2 separate regions of the Homo sapiens genome follow, and region 2 is linked to region 1. A link is an interaction called in ENCODE POLR2A ChIA-PET data of the cell type or tissue named here. Cell type or tissue: OCI-LY7. All regions are shown on one strand. Links, peaks and the distances in the headings refer to the core of each region. The heading gives the core; the rest is flanking DNA.

Region 1 (2,813 bases), core at 141-2,640:
GAATCTCTGTTTTAATGTAGTTTGCTTCTACACCATCTGTCCCACAACACTGTTTTACCACCTAAAAGGTTAAGAAATAGTAATAATAAATCAACTGACCTGAAATGAAGAGAATACTCATTGCTGATTACGTGATTTTAAAAAATAAAATTTAAAAACAAATCAAACAGTATTCGTGTAACATACAGTTTTTTTTGTTGATTTTTAAAAACACTTTAAAATTCTGTTAGAACCATGAAACATATCCAGTTTACATTAACAAATCTGGAATAATTACCTTCAGCACAATTTTTTTCATTTCCTCATCAGGAGACTGGAATTCTCGAATAAGGATTAACATCACTTCTCTAGTATAGTAGTTGGCATATTCTGCATCCATAAGAGGAATAAGATACCCAATAGCCTTCAAGAAAGCAGCCAAACCCTATTTTTAAATAAAAAATATATGTACTTTAGTAATTTAGATTTATGTCGCCTTAACTTTAATGAAGATAAATCAAAAGGTAATTGGTGGATTTACCTTTCCTCTGTGTTGGCGGATACCCTTCCATAAAGGCTTTAACACAGAATCAAAAGATTCGATACCATAAGGAGTTGCTGCTTCAGCCAAGGCAGCAATGGCCAAAGCACTGATGGTCCGAACTTTCTGCTGCTCATCCACAAGACCTACAAAACCAAACACAGGTTTTAACTATGCCCCAACATTACCTAAGTTACACAATATCATCCAGATTCTCTCAATATATCAACTATTCAGCCAAACTGCAGAATATGTTCACATTAAACAAAATTAGGTAAAAGCAAAACATGAACCATAGCCTGTCAGCAGATAATATAACAAACCCATCATAAAATCTATAGTTTGTAGAGCTATGCCTTTCCATTTATCTCCCCAAATCAGTAGCCCAAATTTTAGGACAGCTGTCCTATTAAACATGGACAGGCTGTGTGTGTACCTCTAGTCCCAACTACTAAGGAGGCTGAGCAGGAGGATCACTTGAGCCCAAAGGTTTGAGTCCAGTCTGGGCAACATAGTAAGACCCTGTCTCCTAAAGAAAAAAAAAAAAAGACAAAGTTACATTACAACTTACCATGTTCAATGATTTCAACTAAACTTCTAAGATGTGGCAAGATGGCACAGCCCATAAGAATAGCTATCTGTTGTACAATCTTAATACCAGTGTGTCTCGCTTGCCAGGACTTCTTGCTTTTGCACACAGCTTTTAAGAAGGGCAATAAAGAAGGAATGCCCAGGGCAGAGGCTACAACAGCAAAAGCTCTAGCTGTTGTGTTACGGACATACTCATCCATGTTATCTATATCAGGTCTCATGGTAGAGATCATAGTAGCCAGACCAGCAGCCTAAAATGTAAACAAAGAAAGGACAGTCATGAGTTGGTAATATTAATCTTCAACCATTTCTTTCCATAATCAATTCCATAAACAGATATAAATTTTCTTCTCTAGAAATTAAATGTAAATACCTTTGCCAAATTAGAAATGATCTCTCGGCCTTCCACTCTAGCATAGTAATCTTCATCAATCAATAGCGGTTCAATGACCACGAGGATCTGAAAAAGAGAAAAGAGAAGAAGCTACACTTTCACATCAATTACTGATGAAATGCTCATGTACAGAATTAAACATACATAAGAAATTTAGAATTATCAGGACTTTTGTTAATCAAGGGACGAACTGTTTAAGAATTTTAATTATACAAGTTCAAACTCCAGACAGAGATGAAAATTTAAGAGAGCTATTAGTGACACACTAATATTCAATATTTTTTAAAGAAATAACTTATACACCCTATGAACATACTGCACCATAATTACCATCGGTGAAAAAACTGGTTCTTAATACTAACTGGCGTTAGTTCTCATATGTTCTCATCCTAATCTAATTTTAATAAAAGCAAATGAAAAAATTAAATAATATGAACCTCTTACGGCAAAGATGACAAAAACTAACATCTGTACATCTGTATAAAACTGTATTTGTACATGTATGGTGTGTACTTGTGCAAAGGAAAAGGTCTAGGAGAATATGTAAATTTAACATTGATTAACTGAAAAAGTTAAAACTTTAAACTATCAGAAACACTATTAAGGAGAACAAACCTTATGCACATATGGACGAACTAAGTCATCAAGTTTGTACAGTATCCTATCAATAACTTTCACAAGTAAATGACGCTCTTGATCCTCAAGTGTAGGAGACATCAGCAGAGGAAGAATCTGATTAAACAAAGGACCAGCTCCAAATTCACGAGCTTTATCAGTAATCTGACGCAATGCAGCCTGGGAAAAAGAGCAGAGTAATAGGTGTGGTTTCTTTATAATCAAACATTTTGAATGAGCAAATTACTCAAAGAAGATTTTCCATACTTTAATATTTTAGTGTTTACTTTTACACACATTTTACATAGACAGCATGAGTTCATTTCCATCCAAATTACTCTGGAATTTCAATTCCTGTGATAGAAATTTTATGTTAACTCAAAAGAGTAATTTAATAGAACGAACCACAGAGGTATGTACTAAATGCCTTCATTTCCCTGAAGTATCTTCCATTTCCAAGGCACATATAGTGTTAACATAATCCCTCACATAATTTCACTAATTATCTTCAAGCTTTAAGCATATTTTAAAGGCCTTAAGAACAAAAAGGAGAATCTCATTTTTCAGCATTTTTATTAGCTTTTTTAACCAAAGAATTTTGTGCTAACTCCAGCTGGGCACGGTGGCTCACACCTGTAATCCCAACACTTTCGGAGACTGAGGCAGGAGGATCTCTTGAGCCCAGGAGTATTT
Region 2 (2,813 bases), core at 82-2,581, 320 kb before region 1:
TTTATAGTCAACTTATGGGCTCTCTCACTAGTTGATTTTTCTCCTCTTTGGTTCAAAAGAAATTTTAAATACTTTACATATTAGATTGCATATGTTTTAATTAGACTGAAAATTACTAGGTAAGAACCTCACGACGGGGCCCAAAGATAGGGAGAAAATGATACCCAGTTCTTGTCCTGAGGAGGCTCACAGTCAGGTGGGGATGTCAGAGACATGTGAACCAGAGCAACTCCATCTTGAATAAGGGCTGGGTAAAATGAGGCTGAGACCTACTGGGCTGCATTCCCAGATGCTTAGGCATTCTAAGTCATAACATAAGACAGGAGGTCGGCACAAGATACCGGTCATGAAGACCTTGCTGATGAAACAGGTCACAGTAAAGAAGCCGGTCAAAACCCACCAAAACCAAGAAGGCAACAGGAATGACCTCTGGTCATCCTCACTGCTACACTCCCACCAGCCCCATGACAGTTTACAAATGCCATGGCAACATCAGGAAGTTACCCTATATGGTCTAAAAAGGGGAGGAATGAATAATCCACCCCTTGTTTAGCATATAATCAAGAAATAACCGTAAAAATGGGCCACCAGCAGCCCTTGGAGCTACTCTGTCTATGGAGTAGCCATTCTTTTACTTCTTTACTTTCTCAATAAACTTGCTTTCACTTTACTCTATGGACTCGCCCTGAATTGTTTCTTGCGCAAGATACAAGAACCCTCTCTTGGGGTCTGGATGGGGACCCCTTTCCCATAACAGGGAGAGACACAAGGAGTGAGAGTCCATAAGAATAGTGTGAGGTACTCTGCAGTCATGAAGGATTAGGGTGCTAGGGGAGCAGAGAAGAGGGGCATGCCATCGGTGCACAAGGAGGTGTCACTGACATGAATCTGAAAGGGCGGGTAGGAGTTGCCTTAGACAAGTTGGTAAGAAGAGAAATTTGTGGCAACCCCAGAGAAGGAGGGTACATGTAGAAAGGAAGGGTAAAGAGATGCAATGGGAAAAAAAATTATATATATACATGAAAAATATATATCCATGTACCAGCTAGCATCATGGCATCATTTACTTACATAAAGGACCATTAAGGTAAGAAGAGTTCTATGACCCATTGGTGGTGTGTGTGCACTTAATGTTTTAAACATGTCTGAAAATTCATCCCAAGATGAAATGTTCAATACATATAATAAAATATTCTAGATCTTAAGACTAGGATTTATGTGTTCCACTCTGCTAGAAACAGAATTTTCCAAACTATATCCATGTAGGAGTTTTGTTTTGTCTTTTAACTGAAAAAAAAAAGGGAGACAATTGGCACATCTAAACAGCAGCTGTGAGTGGAGATGCTTTCTTTGTGACTTGTTATTTGCTTTGTTGGCAACCTCTATGAGAAGGGACTTCCTTCCGAGGAGGATGGAATCCCCCCAGCTAACTTCCCGGTTTACCATTTCAACCTAACTTGATTACTACATAGACCACTCCCAGTTCCTCTTATTTAAGCACTTGAAGCACAACTCTCTGATTACATACCTCCCACACTTGTCCTTTTTATGGAAATCTGCTCCGCTGCTCTGCAAGAGTTTTATACATTCCACATTACTAGAAAGACAGGGAAAACATCATTAAGATGGAAGAGATCAATTACTGGCCTATCTTCAGCAAGAGCTATTTTCTGCAGAGTACAGGACCAGATGAAAAGATAGCTCCTGGTCTAAATTCCGCTAATAAAAACCTGAACATACTAGAGTAATGACATATTGTAAGGATCTAAAGTTCCTATGATTCCTTTTTCAAAGCTAATAAATCAATAGATTAAAGAGCTTGGTGGAATATTTTTAATTCCATGACTAAGAAATTTAATGATTATTACATGATTAAACCCTCCAGTGATGGTTTCATCATTTATCCTAAAATTCTTTTTCCAAAACCGTCAAGAGTTTATGAAACAACCACTTAAACCTATAATAATTTCATGTCACCTTTAAACAATGAGCCAGAGTGGATGGGCGTTACCTTCTATCACAGCAGAATGAATTCACCATGATAACCACTTTCAACCCAGATACTCCTTAATAGAAAATAAAACAACTGTATTTCCCTGTCTTTGTAATTTATGCAAATAAATGTGCAGAACCAAGGCTGAAAATGATGTCATGGAGCACAGTGATCTTCCATAGCTTCTTTATCATTTGCAGAAGCAATAAATCATATTTAGTAGAGAGAAAAGGACCCATCAAAGTGATTTTTCCTATTAAAGGGCATGTAGCTAAATAGTAATTCTAATAGGAATTTCAGACATGAATCTGGAATTGTATGTTGTCACTTTCTGTACAGGTCTGATATTTTTTAAATGTGAGCATACAAAAGAGACAATTGTCCATCATTGTTCTAAACTTAGGATGCTAGAAGTGGCCTGGAATTATTACTATAACTTAAATAAGAAAAATGATCTCAATGATAAACCTGAGCAGGGCTCTCCTCACCCCACACCCACCCTTTATAGCCACCTTCTCAGAGAAATAGCTCTTTCAATCATAACATGTAAGAACTTTTTAAAATAAGTATGTGTTGGTGTAGCATGCCAGCTGATATAAAGCACCTGTCTCTTACTGAATGATGCCAAAGGATCAAGGGTAGTGGCAGATCCAACTTGTGTGGCTCATGAAGCTCATACAATTTGGGGGCTGAGGTAGGGGGAAGGGGTCTTTTTTAAAAATAATACAAAATTATGAATACAAATTTAGTTATAAGAATTCAGAAGGGACTCATGTAAATAAGGAGCCCTAAAGTGTCACCATTTATCCACCTCTGATAA

Evidence for each region. Peaks named below come from ENCODE experiments on the same cell type or tissue, not always from the same donor. Only the 100,000 strongest peaks of a DNase experiment are listed, where the experiment ranks them.
Region 2: POLR2A ChIA-PET joins it to region 1 with 5 read pairs; 2 of 35 experiments call an interaction of 5 or more read pairs at or near these places.

The regions. Positions count from the first base shown.
Region 1 is chr2:197,401,465-197,404,277 of GRCh38, forward strand. SF3B1 (splicing factor 3b subunit 1) reads right to left here. Exons shown (of 25, transcript NM_012433.4): 12 at 2,121-2,300; 13 at 1,485-1,571; 14 at 1,092-1,362; 15 at 521-666; 16 at 278-424; 17 at 1-61. Among named protein-coding and RNA genes, the nearest start is that of SF3B1, 32 kb to the right of the region's middle. In OCI-LY7, for the core only: no CTCF peak of the experiment used is centred there; no DNase peak of the experiment used is centred there.
Region 2 is chr2:197,085,152-197,087,964 of GRCh38, forward strand. It overlaps ANKRD44 (ankyrin repeat domain 44), which reads right to left. Exons shown (of 28, transcript NM_001195144.2): 13 at 1,529-1,597. Among named protein-coding and RNA genes, the nearest start is that of ANKRD44-AS1, 110 kb to the right of the region's middle. In OCI-LY7, for the core only: no CTCF peak of the experiment used is centred there; a DNase peak (open chromatin) is centred at 1,440.